Regions from separate parts of the Homo sapiens genome. Here all the other regions are linked to region 1. A link is a contact called in ENCODE Hi-C or POLR2A ChIA-PET data. All regions are on one chromosome and are shown on one strand. Each heading gives the region's core, a stretch centred on a gene start or an enhancer-like site at or near the end of the contact. The rest is flanking DNA. Distances are from core to core; before and after follow the strand shown.

Region 1 (2,944 bases), core at 70-2,569:
GAAGTGCCTGTGCTGGCTACTGCAGCTTAGAATCCAGGACTGGCATTTACAACCCATCATCACACAGGTTCTCTTGACCCTATGTGTCGAAATTTCACGTGCGCAGAGTGCTATGGCGGATGTAGGCAGAGCAGAGCCAAATGAATAAGGTAGTAAATCAGGAAAATAAGCCTTTCTTCATCTTGGAACTACAAAACAAAATGACGTTTTAGTTGTCAGCAGGTAAAGCCAGTGGGGCCGGAAAATGAAATACGTGTGACCACAGTGGTTTGCCCACTTACAAAATTATCCTGTTTTTAGCATCTTCAAACAGGCATGTCTTTCTAAGGTAGAGGACGCGCTATATAATATTCATTAGTCAGCCCCAGGAGAAGTGTCTCCTCCTGGTTCCCCTTCTATTGTGGCATCCTCATGTGCTCAAAGTGTAGTTTTACCTACAGGTGTAAATTAGCCTATTGATTTGAATTGAACTAGAGAAAGGCAATACAGGGAGCTTTCCCAAGTGACAATACAAATAAACATCTGCAGAGTAACCACTGCTTTGTCCCAAATACAGAAATTCTCTCTGCTTTGTTTTCCTTTAGCTTCCTAATTTGTGTGTGTGTGTGTGTGTGTGTGTGTGTGTGTGTGTGTGTTAAGACTGTACTATGATTTTATCTCTTTACTGAAAGAGATACATACTAAAGTTGTCCATTTAGGGGGAATAAAACCACATAATTTTGGTTTCATTAAAACAGTCCTTTTATTTCAAAAGTAAAATTCTTTCCCTTTCCCAGGCTTTAAAATACCTGTGAGTTGCCAGCCCGTTGTAGGGGTCAGACTCTCACCAAAACATTTCTTTTTATTTATTTTTCCCTTTTATAGTTTCACTTATGCCATGATAGACGTTACCAAGGACTTAACTCTCCCGGAGCTGATGCCTAGCATTTTAAATGATGGGATCCACATCCTGTCGGAGCAGCGGCTTGATGCCAGCGTTGAATTACTATTGAATAAGCAGCAATGAAATCTTTATCAAAATAATCAGTAGTTCCAAAAACCACAAATAACAACAGGAGCCGAGTTGTACTAAATCAGCAAAGACCATTGAGATATAATAAGTGACTGAGTCACTTTTTTCTACATCCCCCCCTCTTGCAAAGTCTACTCGGCTATTTTCTTGCACAGCCTGGGGGAGGGCAGGTGGAGGGAAGGAAGGGCATTGCTCAGAAAAGAAAAAAAAAAATTGACATCACTTAAGTCACATGATTGGCAAGAACCAATTGAGATGGGCTGTGGAAAGGGGAACAGTTAAATTTGTAATTTGGGTTGTGTGAAAACTTCTTTGGGCCTCATAAACAACCACAGAACCACAAGTTGGGTAGCCTGGCAGTGTCAGAAGTCTGAACCCAGCATAGTGGTCAGCAGGCAGGACGAATCACACTGAATGCAAACCACAGGGTTTCGCAGCGTGGTGAGCATCACCAACCCACAGCCAAGGCGGCGCTGGCTTTTTTTTTTTTTTTAATCTTTAACAATTTGAATATTTGTTTTTACAAAGGTGCATTTTTTAATAGGGCTTGGGGAGTCCCAGAGGTATCCAGCAGAGGGGAGAAGAAAGAGAGATGTAGGGCTAGAGGGGTGAGGCTGAAACAGTGACCTGTCTTGGTTTTCGCTCCGAAGGTAAAAGAAATCATTGAGTCCCCCGCCTTCAGAAGAGGGTGCATTTTCAGGAGGAAGCGATGGCTTCAGACAGCATATTTGAGTCATTTCCTTCGTACCCACAGTGCTTCATGAGAGGTGAGTACATGCTGGTCTTGTAATATCTACTTTTGCTCAGCTTTGCCTGTAATGAAATGGCAGCTTGTTTCACCTCGGTGCAGAGATGCCTCGGTGCCTGCCAGTTCCCTGTCTTGTTTGTGAGAGGAATTCAAACTGAGGCATATGATTACAAGTCTATTGGATTACTTACTAATCAGATGGAAGCTCTTCAGAAATGTTTTAATAAATACTTAGTTATGCTGTTGGAGTGTTCAGTCGGTGCGTGAGAACTTTGTCAAGTGCGAGTAAGTTGTGCTGGTCTTGTTTAAAGGCTTAGAGATTATGAAGCTTGCACGAAGCTCCCTGGGTTTTATTTTGCTGTCCCTTGCCCGGAATGCCTGTGTCTGAGTTATCCTTAACTCGGCATGCTGTGTGGCCCAGAATGCAGCCTGCCCTGGGGCTTAGCAGGCACATGCACAGAGCCAGCCAGGAGGGCTGGTGCCAGTGTGGGGCAGGAGGCGGAGGCTCTCAGATAGCCTTGCACCAGCCTGGGGACTTCAGGGCCAAAGTGGCAAGGCAGCTGTCTCTATAAGGCAGAGAGTACAGGAGACTGACAGACTTGGTTAGGTTAAAATCATCAGCATGGGGCTGTGCTGTGTTTTTCCTTGTAGCCTCAATGCAAAGAGACAACCAGCATCTTTCAAGAGAGAAAGGAAGCAAATTGTGGCATACCGAGGTCTCTCTGGAAAAGGGCAATAGAGAAGTTTCCCGAGTTAAGCATTCTCGCAGCTTAAGTCGTTAGATTACAGGCTTATGAATAGGAACAGCCAGGGTGGAAAACCTGTCTCCATTTTTGAAACCAGCCTCTTGAAATGGACAAAGCTGTGGTTGAGCTGTGAGTGTGTGAGTATGTGTGTGCATGTGCGTCTTGTGTATCTTTCGTGGTAAAAGAGGGCTGTGCTTAAACAAACAAAAATAATAACATAAAATGTCTCAAAGGCATTGCCGTGTGCGTCGGGGCACGCACTCTGACCAGTGCCTGCAAAGTGTATCTTGATGGTTTGGCAAAGCTGAGATGGAGTGGGCTGGGATGGGAGAATAATTAATTTTCTGGCTACAAACTCTCTTGAGCACCCAAATTGTATCTGTGACTCATTATTTATTCATACAGCTAAGTGAGCAGGGGAATGCAGAGGGCTTGCCG
Region 2 (2,700 bases), core at 57-2,556, 180 kb before region 1:
TAAAGATCTGTTGAAGTCACTTTGCGTGTGAGTGGCCTCTTGATTCTTATCTGATTATTAGGGCTAAATGCACAGTCCCTCATGTCAATGCAGGCAATTATGAAACAAAACCAAAGTTTCATTCATCAGCATTGCGTTCTGGCCACCAATGTCATTTCTTCTTTTTGTGACATGGAAGTCATACATTAATTTTATGCCCTCTTTAGCTGGTTTTCGTTCTTTCCATGGTGGTAGATGATATAACTAGTTACATGTCTTGAATAATTAGGAGCAGGTATAACATAATCTACTGAAGACCTTTTCCACATCCTATATTATCAATAAAAATGATTAAATTGGGCCTATAAAATGATAGGGTATATATCCACATTACTTTGTTTTTTGTTTGCTTGTTTTACTTATAAAAGGTAGGTGACACCGAAGTCAGATATTTGTATGTATTCTCAGCAGCAAATTTTCCTCCAAAGCTTTAGATAATAGGAATGTATTTTGAAAAAGGCTGCAACTGAATGATTGAAAATAAGAAAGGATAAATAAATTGGACAAAAAAATAAATCTGGTTAAATAATACTTTAGTTTCAGTGGAAGACAAAAGCAATAAGGGATTGAATTTACAGGATATAAACTAATTAGGAGAGGTTTTGCTTGTAGATGGAATTATTGAAAAAGACTTAGCTTCCTTTAATGAAAATCATCATCATCATTTTTAAGAGATTACAGGCTATGGAAAGATTGACAGTTAAACAAAGTGTATTAATGTGAATAAATAGGTCACTCACTGACCATCACTGAGCCACTCTGAGCAGCAATACTTTATAAACCAATATCTTAAATAGACCTGTATTGGTTAAAAAAAGTATTTAGTTAGAATGATTAACAACCAGATATTAATGATTCAATAGATGTCATTCTTATTATTGCCAGAGAAGGGTCTAAGCTCTATCTTAGGAATCAACAACCTTTGAAGTGGTCTTTTTCTTCCAGGCTTAAAACCATTGCCTTGACCTGGTTGGGCCATTGGCGAGAATGCCATGAAAACCTTAGATGTGCCGGATCCCTGACACCAATGTCCTGACCACTTCCTAACTCAGAAAATTACATTCTGATTATCGATGCTCTCTTCTCGTGGCTGTATTTTTACAAGATTAATGACGCTGGTTGGAATCTCATTTCCCCTTAGAATTAATGCTGCAAAATTAATGAGCCACCTGGTCACGTTTCAAAGGGTAAATAAATGACCATTCTTCTTATGGGTCAGGGTCAGGGATGACTCCTCTGTGACTCACAAGCCAGGAATGAACACAAGTGATTAGACTCGTGGGCCGAGAAGCCAACGGCAGTCATGAGGGTGCCCGGCAAGAGTAGTTGAAGAAGGAGCTTATCATCGTTCTCCAATCTAGTCAATAGTCTGGGTTTTCCAGGACTCTTTAGAGTTAAAGTTGCTAAGAAAAGGCAGCACACATAGCTCTGTGAGCCTCCTTGCTTTCTCAGGGTGTATGCTCTTGTGTGCATGTACACACATAAATACACACACACACACACACACATACACACACACACACAATATACATTCCATTCATGCAGGAGGTGTATTTTCCAAACTTAGCATAAGACCTAGCACCTGCTATGTGTTCAATATATGTTTGAGGAAAGAGTGGAAAAGGGAAGGAGAGAAGGAAGGGGGGAGGTAAGAACAGAGAAAGAGGAAAAAAAGGACAATTTTCTCACTGAAAAGCTTGTGAGGACTTGACCTTAAAAATCAAAACAAGGATGCAAGGTTTTCAAATCCTAATACTGTTGCAGGTTATTGTTCTCAACCCCGGGATCATCCAAAAGTGACAAAATTCCTAAGAGACGTTTTGGTGCCCTGAATGAAGTTCCCTGAGAGATTGCATCCAGAAATCTATATTTTTATGAAGTTCTCAGGTGAATGTAGCATTTCTCTTTGGGAACTGTGGGAACCTTTTGCTGAATTCATACCTGACTTAACCTATATTGTTGGTGCCCCATTTTTAATTTGCTCTTCAATTGGGACAGAGATTTCAAAAGGTAGAAAATGCCACAGAGACTATTGTTATACAGCTTTGCAAATGGAAGTCTAGAGATGCAAAAGCAATGTGATAAACCTCAAACAACACGGTCTAGCCTAGGACCCTTGCTTTCCCATAGTGGTCCTGAGATTTGTCAACAATGCTATATCATGTGCCCAAGCATATTTTCCAGGCTCAAGGTTGCATTCAGAACAGTTCAGTTTCTCTTAACTTGTCGGGAGACAACAGTGCCTCGTACTTAAAGGTGATGGCCCCAGAGTCAGCTGGCCCATGTTTGAATCCTGCCTCCACATTTAAATCCAATAGCTATTAACGTCTTGAGCAAATGCTTAACCCTGTGCCTGGGTTTTCTCACTTGTAAAATGGGCTACAAGTGTGATACTTGTACAATGAGAGAGAAGGAGGTAGAATCTGTCTCACAATACAGATTCATCAGTTACTATATTAAGTAAGTACTTAGTAGAGTCTTCAAAATGGAGCTATTCTTATATATCTAATTTCTTATATATTTTACTATGTATAGAATATCTTATATTTGTATATTTCTTAAATTCGGTATTTCTTAGCAACTTCAGCACAAAACTTGCAGACTGTGATGACTCATTTGGCACTGAGATGAATACAGGTCACACCTGGACAGCAGAGCTGC
Region 3 (2,700 bases), core at 33-2,532, 230 kb before region 1:
TATGCATAAACCACCTCTGCTACATACTGGACCACAGTGGTTGTCTGAAGAAGCAGAAGCAAGTTGTGAGTATTCTGAACTAGCCTCTTTTTCATAAAACACCACTCTTATTTGAAAAATAACTGACGTACAAACTATAGTTATTCAAACGTAGGTGTTATGGAGATATTTTCTTGAAAATGATTAAAGCAAGCCTGTCACTTCAAGAAAAACAGCTGAGAACATTTGTTGCTAATGATAAAATTTGAATTTTCAACAAAAATAAGAATTTTAGAAATTTGTTTCCACCCCTGTGAACTTACTTCCAAGTGCTTACAGACATTTCTGATGACATGGATAGTGATATTAACAAATGTGATTTTTTAAAATATTGAGTAATGAAATGTGTCAACATTTGAAAGATCTACATAACTTAGTGAACTGATAGTTTCCAAGTGGCCAATACATAATGTTACAAAAACATACATGAGTAAAAGATCTATTCAAAGCATGAGATGGATAAATTAAGTTTAATATATCAAAGTATGAAAATTCATTGCTATAGTTTGAAATTCCATATGGCAACTAAACATTAAGAAGTAGGATTTTTTTCAAAGAATAATTCCACAATAATCTGAAATGGCGATTAATATACCTTGCATTTTTGAACTATTAATAAATATGTGTGTGAAGCTGGATTTTCTTCATGTACTTCAACCAAAACAGCAGATTGAAACAGACTGAATGCAGATGCAGATATAAAAATTTAACTTTCTATCAAACTAGACATTGAAGAGATTTCCAAAAAATATTTTTTTTAAAAAGTCACTCCTTACATATTGTTTTGGACAATGTAATTATTTCCCAGAAATGTATCCCTTAAGTTAACATGTAATGGATTTAACATTGATCTTATAAGAATGAATTAATAAATATTTTTACATGTCTCAATTTTAATTTATAAATATAGTAACTACTGATAAATATATAACCCCTGTAAACCAACAAAAGTTATCTGGGGCCTTAATAATTCTTAATATTGCAAAGGTGTCCTGAAATAAAAAAAAGTTTGACAACTTACTCGTCACTCCCACAAGTTTTCTCATTTATGATTAAAGGGAAGCTTTGAGTATTTATCAAATTCTTTTCTCTCTCCACAAGCTTAGCTTTCAAGACTGTTGTCTCGTCTGAGCTTAACAAATCTAGTCTGCTCCTCAAAGCTGAACAAAGTTGTCTTTGTTTTAGGCAGTATCTGCCTTCCCCTGAAGCAATAAATGCCTCTGATTCAATCTGTGGGGAGCCACAGGGCAAAATGATTTGCAAGGAATAAAAAAACTACATTGGTTTACCATATGAAAAATATTATCGTCATTACATGGTATTAAATGGGATTTGTATCTTTAGTAACTGGCAGAGTACCTTGCAGAGAATAGCTACTCAATTCTTGTGGTTCCATTCCCCAAATAAGATACCGATCTAAATCTAACCAAGTAAAATAGTATTGAGGTTTTTTTTCCCAGTGCACAAACTATTCTATGCATTAAAAGTGGTCATTTTTAAAAACAACCAATCAAGAAGTATTTGAAATGTACAAGGCACTTAGCTAGCAAGGTGCTAGCTGGGAACGCAAATCCAATTAGAAACAAATACTGTTTTATATGCTCGAGAGCAATAGGTCTCAACCTTGGTTATACATTGGAAACATCTAGGGAGTTTTTTAAAAGTACCAACACCTGGGCTTCAGTCCAATAGATTTTGATTTAAATGGTTTAGGGTGTGTTCTGAACATCAGTATTCTTTAAAATTCCTCAGTGGATCTTAATGGACAACCAAGGTAGAGAACAGTGGATTAAAACTGTAGAGTTTCAAATAAACTCCATTATATTCATTCATTCGCTTGTTCATTTATTTTATAGGTATTTATTGAGCACCTACTATGTTCCAGGAACTCTCATGCTGGGGATATGGCAGTAAACCAAACAAGGCATCTGCTCTCATGAGGCTAACGTTCTAGCAGAGACAGACAGAAACCACAGACATAAGCACATAAATACATGTTATGTCATTGGTGATAAGAACTCTGAAGAGGAAGAAAGCATGTTCGGGGATAGGTGGGTTAAGGTGCTTTTCAAGGGGCCATTCAGAGAGTCTCCTGTCAAAGTGGGCTGAAAACACAGAGAGTGGTGCTGAAAGGAAATCGAGCAGCTACTCGGGGAGGTTCATGCCAGGCCAAGCAAAAGTAAGTCAGAACTCGGCCCTTCTGATGTTCCAGATGCAAGAGGAGGCAATCGCTAGAGTGGTGGTTGAGAGGGAGAGCAGAAGGAGGTGGGCTGAGAGGCACCCTGTCAGGACTTTGCACTTTATCCCGAGCTAGACCATAGGGTGCTAGAGAGTTCTGAGCAGAGCAGTGATATTCTGACACTGGCTTTGAAACATCACATGAAAGAGATTGCAGAGAGCACCACTCAAGGGTAGAAGCAGGAAGATGAGTTAGGAGGGTATTTCAACAATCCAATTGAGAAGGGATAGGGTGAGGGCCAGGGGGTAAATTGAAGGTGGCGAGAAGTGGTTTCAGCCAAGATAGGCTATGGTGGAAGAGCCAGCAGAATTCACTGATGATTTGGATTTGAGAGTAGAAGATAGTGGAGAGCCAAAGCAACTCCAAGGTTTTCTGCCTGAGCAACACGTCTGCTCCTTGCAGCAATGCAGTCAGGTAGTCGG
Region 4 (2,700 bases), core at 1-2,500, 250 kb after region 1:
GCAGAACTTTCCAGTCGACTCTCAAGTAAGCCACTTGAAAACACATTCTTTGCAGCTGAGCTGGGGTGGAAGGTCCAGGAGACTAGAGGTGCATGAAGGAGTTGGCAGAACATTATTGAGTAAAACATGGTTTAAAGGTGACCTATCTCTACTCTGAGTCCCATGCCCATGCACTGATTTTCTTGGATACATAAGAGGCAGAGATTGTGGATGTGAAGGCAGAAGTGGCTTGGAGAAGTAGGTTCCTTAGACATCTAAAGTTGTTCACATTTGGCAAGAAAGGATGGTGACTGAAGGGTTAAGAACAATATAAAAAGCCAAAGTTTTCAACTTTTAGGACTCATTATTCCAAATGAATTCTGGACTAATGGGACTGGTCCATGCGGTGGTGGTAAATTTTCACAGATCACATGGACAGCACACGGGAGTACATGTGGAATGGGAAATAAATACAGCCGCCCCTTGGTATCCATGGAGGACTGGTTCCAGGACCCCCCATGGATACCAAAACCCATGGATGCTCAAGTCCCTCATATAAAATGGTATATTTATATATAACATATATATCCTCCCATGTATTTAAATCATCCCTAGATTACTCGTAATACCTAATAAAATGTAAATGCTATGTAAATACTTGTTATACTGCATTGTTTAGGGAATGACAAGAAGAAAAGTCTGTATATGTCTAATACAGACACAACCATCCTTTTTTTTAATAATATTTTTGATCTACAGTTGGTTAAACAGGTGCAGAACCCACGGATATAGAGAACCGACTGTATACCCCAAATTAGACATTCCAACTAAGCGCTGTTCATACAGAGGCCAGAGGAACAGCGTGAAAAACTCAGGTGTCATGGTTAGCATAATTGTTGTTAATATGAGCTCATTAAGTATTAGTCATTTAACCTATGAGCCCTTTGGGCTTGGCACTCACCTTTGCTCGTGGGCAGGGAAATCAGAGTTACAGAGAAAAATTCCTTTGTTGAAGGCAAAAGAAGAAACTTAGTGTTTGGGGCTTTGAAATTGGAGCTGCACCAAACTGTGAAAATACTTCAGAGAACTTCAGTGTTATGATGCCTGCAAACACACTCGCATGTGTGTTGGGGGAACGGGGCGGGTCTTGCTTTTCAGCTCTTGGGATCAAATTATAGCAGATTAGGGGGCAGGCACAGGGGCAGTGGAGTCATGTCTGCCATTTTAAATGTTGTGTAATGTTGTGTTTTCCAGACAGTTGTGATTACTTCAGGTTTCACCAGATGCCTTAGCTGCTGTTCAGAGCTTCACAGAATGCCTTCTAAGAGCTTCACAACGGCAGTACTATTGACATTTGGGGCCAAATAATTCTTTGTTGGGGGGGGTCTGTCCTGAGCATCGGAGAATATTTAGCAGCATCCTTGGCCTCTAGATGCCAATAGCATCCCCCTCACCCCAGTTAGGACAATAAAAAATGTTTCCAGACATTGCCAAATTTCCCAAGGGGCAAAACTGTCCCCAGGTGAGAACCACTGCCTTCCAGTGTTCTTGGGTGGTACAGTAAAATAGGAAAACCAACTTAAGTGCTTGGTTTTCACATTACTTTTGGCCATTAATGCCAATATTTTCATGGTACATTCTGCTCCAAGGCATTGAGAGTAGCACAGGTATCTTGGCATCTTGTTTAGCTTGTGGTTTCTAGAAGCTTATCCCTCAAGAACAAAGGCACTTGTCAGCTTTTACTGATTGTTCTCAGGGCACCCCTCTGCACACCGGCTACGGTCTTCACCTGAAATAATGCCTGTTCTCCTTCAAATGTTCCTGCTATGGGTCTATCCTTTGGAATTTATTACATAAGTCTTTTGACTTGGTCATCACCCAAGATCAGCACCTTATAGTCCAAGAACCCTAGGGGCCAACTCCTCCAGCTGACTGGTGTTCAGATGGTAGGGTGACTTTTTAAATAAAAGGAATGAGTAACATGTGCACTCCAAAGTCCCATATCACAGTTACATTTGTGAATATCCTGGACTTCAATCACCCAAGGAGTAAGAGAGAACATTTTATGGCATGGGAGTGTGAAGTAGATAAAAACCATGCCTCATTTCAGAACCCAAGAATGATTCTTTTCTTTTTGGAGGGAGGACAGAATTCCAGATGAGCTTTCACAGTGGCATAGAACAGTATGGGAGACTGCTCTTCAATTTGGCAGAACTCCCTCTGAGAAATCAAGCCTGGAGCACAGGCCTGAAAAGTGTTGTCATAAACCTGGAGGCAGGAGGGGGGTGGAATACATAAAAGGAAAGTGGCTGCCTGGCCGACAGCTTTGAGAACCTGACACTGCTCTGTGGCTGCTTTGCCTTTTAATCCAGCCCGACAGCTTTGTGCTCTGCCCCTCTTCCCGGCCCCAGCCCCACCTGGGCTTCCTTCTGCGCTGGGGACTTGGACTCTGTCTGTCTCTCTCTCTCTATCCTTTGCAGACAGACTCCACACCTTGTCTGAAAAGAGTTGTCATCTAGAGGTTTACTTTTTTTTTTCTTTTTCAAAAAAAATTAATGTTTAGCTGCCAACCTGGGCGACAGACAGCATGCATTAATCTGAGTCATGCAAAAGCTCCTTTTAAGGCAGCCATTACCTGCTCAGGTTGTTTAATCCTCTGGGGGCAGTAGGAGGGGCCCTGTAGCGAGGCTGCTTTCATCCATGTCAAGCTGGAGAGCGAAG
Region 5 (2,959 bases), core at 421-2,920, 200 kb after region 1:
TCTTCTAACCTCAGGAAGGAAAGCCCAGGGGCCCCTGGGATGTCCTGCCAAACTGGGAAGACAAAGATTGTGACTGAGAAGGTGGGGGCAGGGCAGGAGAAGGGGGAAGAAGGGAGAATGGATCAACCCCAGGCCGGGGAAAGAGATGAATGAAGGTCCACGCCAGAGTGACATGCTCTAAGTAGGGGAAATCTTCCTAACTAGAGTTCCCATGACTTTGGCAACATTTGAAAAAAAAAAAAAAAAAAAAAGACATCCTTAAACCCACAAAGTACTCAATTGTCCAAGCCCCATTATGGCCAACTTCCCAAAGCTGGCTGGTCAGAGACCTTGGTGTTAATTCCTCAGCCAACTAAAAAAAGATGGTGTGAGTTCTGTTGACTTAATTGTTGGAGTGTTTCTGAGTGGGGCCGCCTCCCTCCTCTGCCTCCTCACAGTATTATGGGCTATTCTGCATTACCTGCCCTACCTATCTTCATAATCTAGCCGCAAACAGCTTTGGTTGACCACACCACTTCCCTATTGAAAGTTAATACTGTTTGACTCATTCTGTGTTACTAACCTGAAGCCAAAGAAAACAAGGCAGAGAATAACTGGCTTGTGTGGAGTTTGGAAAGCTCTTGGAGGCCCTGCTTTCAAAATCCTATACAGTAGCTTTACTATATCTCTCCGCTGCAGCTGCTGAGAAAATGAAGGAAGCAGAAGTGGTTAAAAAAAAAAGTTGGGGGTGGGGAAGAGACTGGGAAGGGAGTGGGGCGGGGTCCCCCTCCGGCTGGGAAAAGACAGGGTAATCTGCGGCAGTTTATGAGGGCTGTCTCCCTGAGCTGAGGTCTTGCTTTCACACACCAGAGTGTTCACACAGAAGAGGGACTGTTGAAGGAGTTAAAAGGAGAGGAAAGTTCAAAACAGTTGTTGAAAAGGCAGCTCTCCTATTGCCTGCGTAACACAGAGGAGCTGGGAGGCTGGTCTCACCAGGCCAGGCAGCCATAGGCAGAGACTCAAGGTAGACAGGCCAGGGGGAAGTTGTGTACCTTTCGAATCGGGAAAGGATTGAGGAGGGGGAATGTTGCCGGACAGAAGGCTGTCCTGGGCGTCCATCCTTGCCCTCCATCCCTGTCTCCATCCCTGGCAAGGATGGAACCTTCCCTTCCTTCATTTCCTAACTGGCTCAAATGTGGTCACCAAGGTGAATAGGAGGCACTAGTGTCTTGGAATAAACAGAACTTTCCCTCCCAATGTTACCTGGCAGACAGTGGGACCAGCATCTTCATCACCATGCTGTGCTCTGTGGGAGTCTAGGCAAACAGCCACTTGCCCATTCAGGTAACTTTAGAAGAGGTCTCCCTCCTCACAGATGCCCTTCTCAGCAGGTGGCTGCTTCTGGCACGTGGACAACAGTGCATAGAAGTGAGCCTGATGCCTGAATGAGGCTGTCATGACACAAACAACCGGAAGCCTTATTTGTGAGGGAGGGTCAACGTTCTGTTCAAAACAACTTGCTGCGGTTGGCTTTTGTACTAGTGAGTACTCAGGAGCTGTGAGTGGCCAGGGTACCCTGTCCTTCTGTACCAGCCAGGACCTGCTCAGCCATCTGTCCAAGGGCTTTGCAAGGCCAGCCTAGAACCTCAGTTGGCGTCTGTGACAGGAGAGAGCGTCAGAGTCAGATGCTGTTCCCCTGCTGTTGGGAAAGTCCCCGAGGCCCAGGGGGCAGGGCTTTTAGAAATAGGAGGGAATTTCCTTCCCTCTTTTTAGAAGTACAGAGGAGGAGAGATCATCCTCCACACTGCTGGATGAGCATTCCAGAATAAATCTAGTCCAGGAAAGGGGCTCACTCATTCATTCATTCACTCACTCACTCATTCATTTATTTGTCCAGCATTTATGGAGGCATCACCCAACCTTGGAAGGGCCCTGCCTTTACCTCGGTCCTGTCCAAACATGCTCAGTGTCTCTGCCCATTATGTATGAGATCTGCTGCTGCGGGAGGGGAACTGAGATTCCTGCAGGGAGGTTAGGAGGCCAGTGTGGAGAGCCTCAGTGCTGGTAACATGCTCACGCAAGCAGTGTGTGTGCGCCTCCTGGATCTTCTTCTCCTGGCCCCCAGGTCTTGCCTGTCTACCCCAGGACTAGCCCTGCTGATGCCTGAACTCCAAAGCCATGTCAGAAGCTCCAGGCAGCGTTCTGTGAGTCAGTGCTCATATCTCCATAGTGCGCCACCCGCCACCAATACTTTCTTTCTCTTCTGCAAGTCGCCTTCTCTTTAGAGTCTGTCCCTGGGCAGGAGCTACTCTGATCAACAAATCCATGTCACTGGTGGTTACCACTCTCTGGTTACTTTTCAGTTACGCTGTAACTGGGGGTTTCCTTGAGATAAGACCTTAACCTAGGGAGGGTTGCTAATATTTGGGATTATAGGCTGGTAGAAGAAGAAAAACCTTGAATTTGGGAGCTGTCTGCACCCTTCTTAAGAAACTGCCTCCACTTCCCCCACAGAGGGCTACCTCTGGTCAAGAGCAAAAGCCAGCAGGTGGCTTCTCTGCCCTGAGCTCAAGTTACCTCCTTAGTCACCAGACAGAAATGGACAGTGAGCCCTGGCGACCGGGGATGGCAGATTTAGATTTTGAGTGCTCTGCTTTTAGGAGAGGCCCGAGTCTCATGTGAGTGGGCGAAAAACTCCACTGCTCGTGGCAATGAGCCCTGGACTCAGGGAGCAGAGTTTTGTTTGGGTTTTTGTCCCGTGAGTCTTGGGCGCATGGTGCAGGGGGGCTGGGGAGGGGCAGGCCTGTGTGCGTCTCTGGCTTGAAGTTGTATTGGTTGTTGATCTTGCCTTGGCGTTGGCCAGCCTTTCCTGTCCATTGACTGTTGCTTGCTACACTTGTCTTGGCCCATGTCCTGAGGGCGATCACAGAACGGTGTGTGTGTGTGAGTGGATGTATGGATGTGTGATGGATGTATATGT
Region 6 (2,989 bases), core at 482-2,981, 130 kb before region 1:
GATATGTTAATTAGCTTGATTATGATAATCATTTCACAATGTTATGTAGATTAAAACATCACACTGTATACCTTAAATACCTACTTTTTTGGCCAAGTATACATCAATAAAGCTGGAAGAAAAATAATACAATATTAAATTATAGAAAAAGATGTGGATCTTTCAAACTGTACATTTTACACAAAAGATAAGAGCTAAAGGGCTCCGATTTTAACCATGTTATTAAGCAGCTGCAAGTATGAGTCTGTGATTTTCTTCAACCATATGGCAGGATTCCCAGCAGTTGCCCATAGCCCATAAATGAGTCACATCTCTTGACTTCAGTGAAGTTAGTGGTTTAGAGGTGGGGGAACAGCAGGTGGATATGCTAGGGGTAAGGACTGAATCAGTCTTCAGCCCTAAAATGTTTTTTTAGAAATGTCCTCTTCAGCATCATGCACTTCTTATAATCTTGCAACCTTCATGTTTTTTCCTATGTAAATACCTGTTGATCTCCCTAGGGACCAGTTTTTATGACCAGGTTTAGTTTGAGGGTAATTGGATTACTTGTGTCATGGACTGCATTTCTAAAAGAAGTATTTTGATAATTTTTCAGATTAATGGCATTTATGTTGAAATATTTTCAACTCTATGAGAAGCCCTAGGGTTTCTCTTATCAGTTTCTTTTAGTTTTTTTTCCAACATTTTTAAATGAAAAATTTCAAACATAAAAATAAAAAGAATTGTACAGAAAATACCCACACCCACCACCTAGAATCTGCAATAATTAGTTTGTTAGATGTGCTTTATTATTATCTAACTGTTCTCTATCCATCTGTCTATCCATCCATCAGCCCATGTTATTTGTGTTGTATTTTGAAGCAAGTTGCAGGCATGAGTACACGTCATCTGTAAACACTTCTATGTGCATATCATTAGCAATAGTTCAATGTTTCTTTGTGTATATTTTTAGGAAAAAAAACTGCCTGAAGTGAAATGCAAAAGTTTTTACAGGTATCATTCTAAACTTTTGACAAATGCATGCATATGTACAATTCAATCTTTGGCAGGATATAGAACAAGCCCATAACTCCAGGTAGTTCTCTCATGCTCCTTCTCAGTCAATTCCCACCCACTTGAAGGTAACATTTATTCCTTTTATTTTTAATTATTCACGAAATGCTGTTTTCCAAATGAAGATTAATTCAGGGTTTACATATATTCTGCTGTTGGAATTTGGAGACAAATCATCTATTACTACCTCGAGTATAGAATCTCAAATAGGAGCCTCACACTTGCCCCTTGTCACACTTGACTCCGTTTGTCCCTTCTCTGAGTGTTTCCTCCACCATGGGCCAATGGTTGATTTGTCTTTTTGTGATGTCCAAAGCTGCTTGAACAAATTTCAGGGAAGTTAAGGCCAACACTCTGTGCTTCCCCTGTTTGGCCTTCACAGCTTCCGTTTTTCAATTGGTGTTCCCCCATTTGGCTTTGGACATGGTCTCATTCTTGGGCACTGCAGTGTACTGGGTGCAGAGACCACTTGTAACAGGCAGACACTGGAGATTTTTCTGCACTCACTCACTGGGGCTTCTTGGCATCATCTGGCATTGCCCATTTGACACGGGGTACTGTAGAGTGATAGGAGCACCTGCTGAAGCTATACTGCACAATGCTCAATTCAGGTCCAAATGTTACTCATATGACACATGCTTCTGACTAAGCTGATTTTCTGTATGTGTCACAGGATGTCATGCAATGGAGTGACCTTTTCCAACATGAGCTGGTACATTCCATTGTAATCAGAGGGTTTTTGTTGGATTTTCTACTTCAGGAATCTGCCAAAGAAAAGTTGTAAGGGTTAAAAAATAAATACATAAAAATAAAAATAAAAAACTATCTGTTGTAGAGTGAGTGCTCCTAGCTCAGTGGAGAAGAAAGATGACTGAGAAGCTGCAAACTTGGGCCCAAGGTATGTATTTGCCATTGAAATGTTCCTGGGCAAAAGCATGAGAAATGGGGTAGGGCATTAATAACCTATGACTTGCTTCAAAACAAGCCTCAAGAGTTTCATCAGCAGATATAGAGGAACTCTTTGAAAAAAGTAAGGAACACAACACAAAGCAAGGTAATCTCAGGCTCCTGTAGAGGCACATTTTCCACAATGGTGGCTCACACACAAAATAATCTCATCCTGTAGTTCCCACCTATAGACTGACAGGTCTCTAGGTTCTTGTTGGATATTCTTGTTGCATAGGTTCTAGGTTATTGTTGGCTATTCCAGGGTATAGGCCAATAATGGTAAAAAACGTTTACTAATATTTCTTGGTTCTTATCATAGTTGTGTGACTCCTAGTAGAAAGCATGTGCAGCCAACATATTGTGGAAATTGGGGAGAATTTAACTAAAGTAAATATTTACAGATATGTAAGCTTGGGAAACTACTAATAAGGAATTATGAAGCAGCCAGCCCAGGAGCGAGCAATCTCTAGGCCTGAAAAAGCGAGGCGGAAACAGTGGGTCCTCCAAGTCTCTAGAGAGGTAGAACTGCAGAGAAGGGAGTCAACTAAGAGCTCTCCACACATCTTCCCACACAACCGAATCCCTAGGGGAACTACAGCAAGGCAGGAGGGAGGGAAATTCTTGTTTGATTTAACAGTGCTAATGGGACATCCAAGAAGATGTTTTTCAGGTAATTGGAACAAAGGTCCAGAGCTCTTTGGAAGAGTTGGAGATCAGAGTTTGAGAGGCATCATATGTAAGCGGAGAGACTGTTGAAGTCATTGGAACGGATAACATTGTTCAGGGAGATGGTAAAGACAAGAGAATAGAAGCCAGAAATGTGGACGAGCAGGAAAAGGGTGGGCAATGTGGGGGAGCCAAGGCCTCAGAAAAGAAGCGCTCCAGAATTGAAGATGTCAAAGGAGAGGGCTTCATTAAGGAAAGAAGAGGGAAAGAAATAAACATCTCCTGAGCTGTTAGCTTGCACAGGCTAGGAGCTGAGACAGCT
Region 7 (2,700 bases), core at 15-2,514, 180 kb after region 1:
AACTGAGTTCTATATTCTAAGGACCTGATTTTCAGTCTGACTTTTGAGGGTAGTCCTGGTGCCAGTAGCTTAGGCCTCAAGTCTGCATTTTGCATGTGTGATGTGAGTGCGATTGGATCAAGCAATCTGCAAATACAGGCACTTTGCACACAAGTATATACAGTACGCCGACATCTTAATTCAATTCAGCATGGAGAATCAGGAAATTATGTGCAAGTTGAAGGATTTGTATCCCGTCCAGAAATCCCCAAATAAATTAATTATACAACTCCACTGTCAAAAATAGTGGCAAATGTTTGGGTAAGGAAATGGAAGAGGAGCATAAGCATGAATTTTGGCTGTTAGGTTGTTCCAGTGGAAAAGTGAGAAATCAAAATTAAAAATACTTCATAAAAAATACTCCAAATGCAGACTACTCCTGGAATCCGAGGGTACGTTAATTTTTATACTTAGTTATCCGCAATTAAAATTAGACCCAAAGCCATCTATTGTAAAAGGAGAAATCTCCCTGCAACCTTTCAGGATCTTGTGGGATTTCCTGAATTTGCAAAGAGCAGAACCTGAGCCTTCACTGACTCTCTTGGTTTTTAAAAGCTGCGATGTTTTTCTTTTATTTTTCCTTTCTCACTCTTTGGGCGTTTCAAGACTCTGGGCACAACTGGCTTTCCTGCAGACAAACACAAGAGTGAAAAATGTTGCGATTGTGTTTCCTAAGGACTCTGAGCCCCCAGGGCAGACGGCTCCTTTGTGTCTGCAGCCTTCCTTTGCGTGACAAAGGGCAAGTTTCACATCCCCTGAAACTGTCCCCAAAAGAAGAAGATGACTCATGCTTACAGACCTACACTAAGGAGAGTGACAGGAACAGAGTCTGCTGCAGAGCCAACTCAGGTAGACCGGGGATACCTGCAAACTAGACCTGAGGAGGCCGAGTCACAACAGGAGTCGGGGCTCGCCCGTCAGACACGGGGTGTTATAGGAGGATTCTGCTCTGATGTGGCCTGGATGCACTTTTAAATATGTTCTTCACACCTAGGCAAGAAATGACCCCGAGCTGCATGTCTTTTTGCTTTGTAATCTCCTTGCCACCCTCAGCTCTTTGGGGAGCAGTGTGCACATTTGAAGCAATCCTGAGGTTTAGCCACTTCCCAGATGTGGTGAGGAAGTGGAGAGTGCGCTGGGCCATGCGGAACTGCAGGTTCCAGCCGTGGCTTTATTTGACCACAATTGGCTGTCAGAGTTCACCAGCCCCAGGGCCGCCAACGTCAAGACTAATCAAGCCTAGACCTGGGGCCTCCCCGCTGACTGGCCCTGGGGAGTGTGTCATGGCAGCGAGTGTCCAGGAAGACTCACCCCTTGACCTTCTTCCCAACTAAATAAAGCAGTTAGTATTTTGCCCTGGCATTTGGATGGACACACTGGCGTCGAGGGAGACAACACATGTTGCAGTGAGGAGCACTGGCCTGGCTTGTTTACATAGCATATCAGCCACTCACAGTTGTGCCTTACAAAGGTCGCCAGCTGGCGGGGCAGGAGTGAACTTGAACTTGAAGTTCAAGTTGCGTTTAGGCCTGGTAGCAGCCCCATCACCTGCTGAACACACACACACACACACACACACACACACACACACACACACACACGCACAAAACCCCTCCTCATGTCAGACGTCAGTGCCTACTTCATCCCCAGCTCCTTCTTACGGGATCTGTCACAGCTCTGGTCTTTGTGGAATCACCTTTATCATGTCTTTAATGATCATTCCACTGACATTTACTGAGACCTTTCCCTGTGCTCTGCTTGTATATTCAGCATTCCATTTAACCTGCAGAACAATGCTACGAGATGGAATGACTGTTATTAACCCCCTTTTACAGATGACAAAGCTGAGGCCCCAGAGAGGTCAAGTAACTTGCCTGAGGTCACACAGCTAGCAAGTGGCAGAGCGAGGTTTTGAACCTAAGTAGGTTGCCTTGAGAGTCCACACTGAATGAATCACCACTGTGTTTCCACCTTCATGGGATTTTATATGGAATTCTTCTCTCTCACTGCTTCCAAGCCTACATCAAGACAAACCTCATCTGCCCTGTTGTTTTTTGTTCTCACCTTCTTATTCAGTATGAGTGTCGTTTGGTGCTTCTAATGGTCTTCTAATGGTCCTCCTGGAACCCAAGCCCTGGCTGGAACTGATGCTGCTGTGGTGGTCAGGGTTCAGTGAGCAGGAGGAAGGACTTGGTGTTTACCCCTTGTTTACCCCTTTCCTTGGCTTCCTTCCATGCAGGCCACCCTGTGACCCCGTGGTGGCCCCCTCTGGAACCAAGAGCTGCCGACTTCCAGCAGCACACACAGGATCAGTGCTGGGGCCATCTGTGCACTGACCAAAGCCTCTGCTGGCCTCACCAGACCAAGGCCAGTGAGTGCTTCAGGGAGCCTTGGATCCTCCAGGCTGCCAACAGAAACACCGGCCCTCTCGGCAGCAGCCCCATCCTTCCACCCCTGCACTGGGTCCTGAAAAGCCCATTTTGGGGCCGTTGCTATTTAGCCAACCTGCCCTCCCTTGCTCTCCTGTGATTTCTCACTATTCCGGCTGCAGCTCGCTGGGAGAAACACTTGAGAGTCTTTTGTGCTCCACACCCATGTACTTAAAATACCAGGCCTATAGGTCATTTCAATGAGGGAATTTGGCTCATAACACGTGTGCCC

Evidence for each region. Hi-C counts contacts between places; a loop is a spot of excess contacts on that map. ChIA-PET counts read pairs that join two places held with the same protein, here RNA polymerase II (POLR2A). Pooled maps may share reads with other maps.
Region 2: a map of PC-3 shows a loop between it and region 1 (6-fold over the local background). The contact joins the enhancer-like site here to the promoter of RUNX1 in region 1. A Hi-C loop is called at or near these places in 13 of 168 maps with a recorded cell type or tissue (B cell, CD4-positive, alpha-beta T cell, CD4-positive, alpha-beta memory T cell and 7 more), 36 of 37 single-sample maps with no recorded cell type and 20 of 50 pooled maps. POLR2A ChIA-PET finds 5 or more read pairs at or near these places in 12 of 52 experiments (A549, B cell, CD4-positive, alpha-beta T cell and 8 more).
Region 3: a map of MCF 10A shows a loop between it and region 1 (4-fold over the local background). The contact joins the enhancer-like site here to the promoter of RUNX1 in region 1. A Hi-C loop is called at or near these places in 3 of 168 maps with a recorded cell type or tissue (MCF 10A, gastrocnemius medialis and natural killer cell) and 1 of 50 pooled maps. POLR2A ChIA-PET finds 5 or more read pairs at or near these places in 1 of 52 experiments (activated naive CD4-positive, alpha-beta T cell).
Region 4: a map of CD14-positive monocyte shows a loop between it and region 1 (3-fold over the local background). The contact joins the enhancer-like site here to the promoter of RUNX1 in region 1. A Hi-C loop is called at or near these places in 12 of 168 maps with a recorded cell type or tissue (B cell, CD14-positive monocyte, CD4-positive, alpha-beta memory T cell and 8 more), 28 of 37 single-sample maps with no recorded cell type and 19 of 50 pooled maps. POLR2A ChIA-PET finds 5 or more read pairs at or near these places in 4 of 52 experiments (CD4-positive, alpha-beta memory T cell, activated B cell, activated CD4-positive, alpha-beta memory T cell and 1 more).
Region 5: a pooled map of gastrocnemius medialis shows a loop between it and region 1 (6-fold over the local background). The contact joins the enhancer-like site here to the promoter of RUNX1 in region 1. A Hi-C loop is called at or near these places in 6 of 37 single-sample maps with no recorded cell type and 10 of 50 pooled maps. POLR2A ChIA-PET finds 5 or more read pairs at or near these places in 5 of 52 experiments (K562, MCF 10A, activated CD4-positive, alpha-beta T cell and 2 more).
Region 6: a map of mammary epithelial cell shows a loop between it and region 1 (4-fold over the local background). The contact joins the enhancer-like site here to the promoter of RUNX1 in region 1. A Hi-C loop is called at or near these places in 3 of 168 maps with a recorded cell type or tissue (B cell, gastrocnemius medialis and mammary epithelial cell), 29 of 37 single-sample maps with no recorded cell type and 9 of 50 pooled maps. POLR2A ChIA-PET finds 5 or more read pairs at or near these places in 6 of 52 experiments (AG04450, GM10248, MCF 10A and 3 more).
Region 7: a map of B cell shows a loop between it and region 1 (9-fold over the local background). The contact joins the enhancer-like site here to the promoter of RUNX1 in region 1. A Hi-C loop is called at or near these places in 1 of 168 maps with a recorded cell type or tissue (B cell), 28 of 37 single-sample maps with no recorded cell type and 9 of 50 pooled maps. POLR2A ChIA-PET finds 5 or more read pairs at or near these places in 8 of 52 experiments (AG04449, K562, MCF 10A and 5 more).

What each region holds. Positions count from the first base shown.
Region 1 is chr21:35,047,677-35,050,620 of GRCh38, reverse strand. RUNX1 (RUNX family transcription factor 1) reads left to right here and starts at 1,319. Exons shown (of 9, transcript NM_001754.5): 1 at 1,319-1,453; 2 at 1,663-1,779. The coding sequence starts at 1,722. RefSeq lists enhancers at 1,477-1,596, 1,957-2,096.
Region 2 is chr21:35,231,322-35,234,021 of GRCh38, reverse strand. No RefSeq gene overlaps it. Among named protein-coding and RNA genes, the nearest start is that of RUNX1, 180 kb to the right of the region's middle. RefSeq lists enhancers at 1-83, 1,196-1,490, 766-1,965. Within about 2 kb of position 1,306, at least 5 of the 41 ENCODE cell types and tissues checked have a DNase peak (open chromatin) inside an H3K27ac peak, as active enhancers do; they include OCI-LY7, PC-3 and endothelial cell of umbilical vein, where a contact is called at or near this core.
Region 3 is chr21:35,274,578-35,277,277 of GRCh38, reverse strand. No RefSeq gene overlaps it. Among named protein-coding and RNA genes, the nearest start is that of RUNX1, 230 kb to the right of the region's middle. RefSeq lists an enhancer at 2,610-2,700. Within about 2 kb of position 1,282, at least 4 of the 41 ENCODE cell types and tissues checked have a DNase peak (open chromatin) inside an H3K27ac peak, as active enhancers do.
Region 4 is chr21:34,796,626-34,799,325 of GRCh38, reverse strand. It overlaps RUNX1 (RUNX family transcription factor 1), which reads left to right. Exons shown (of 9, transcript NM_001754.5): 8 at 1-25. Among named protein-coding and RNA genes, the nearest start is that of RUNX1-AS1, 38 kb to the left of the region's middle. Within about 2 kb of position 1,250, at least 5 of the 41 ENCODE cell types and tissues checked have a DNase peak (open chromatin) inside an H3K27ac peak, as active enhancers do; they include CD14-positive monocyte, where a contact is called at or near this core.
Region 5 is chr21:34,843,487-34,846,445 of GRCh38, reverse strand. All of the region lies in intron 6 of RUNX1 (RUNX family transcription factor 1), which reads left to right. The region is part of intron 1 of RUNX1-AS1 (RUNX1 antisense RNA 1); the gene reads right to left. Among named protein-coding and RNA genes, the nearest start is that of RUNX1-AS1, 8.7 kb to the right of the region's middle. Within about 2 kb of position 1,670, at least 20 of the 41 ENCODE cell types and tissues checked have a DNase peak (open chromatin) inside an H3K27ac peak, as active enhancers do.
Region 6 is chr21:35,177,678-35,180,666 of GRCh38, reverse strand. No RefSeq gene overlaps it. Among named protein-coding and RNA genes, the nearest start is that of RUNX1, 130 kb to the right of the region's middle. Within about 2 kb of position 1,731, at least 2 of the 41 ENCODE cell types and tissues checked have a DNase peak (open chromatin) inside an H3K27ac peak, as active enhancers do; they include mammary epithelial cell, where a contact is called at or near this core.
Region 7 is chr21:34,864,220-34,866,919 of GRCh38, reverse strand. All of the region lies in intron 5 of RUNX1 (RUNX family transcription factor 1), which reads left to right. All of the region lies in intron 1 of RUNX1-AS1 (RUNX1 antisense RNA 1), which reads right to left. Among named protein-coding and RNA genes, the nearest start is that of RUNX1-AS1, 29 kb to the right of the region's middle. RefSeq lists enhancers at 661-940, 981-1,150, 421-1,620. Within about 2 kb of position 1,264, at least 17 of the 41 ENCODE cell types and tissues checked have a DNase peak (open chromatin) inside an H3K27ac peak, as active enhancers do; they include PC-9, where a contact is called at or near this core.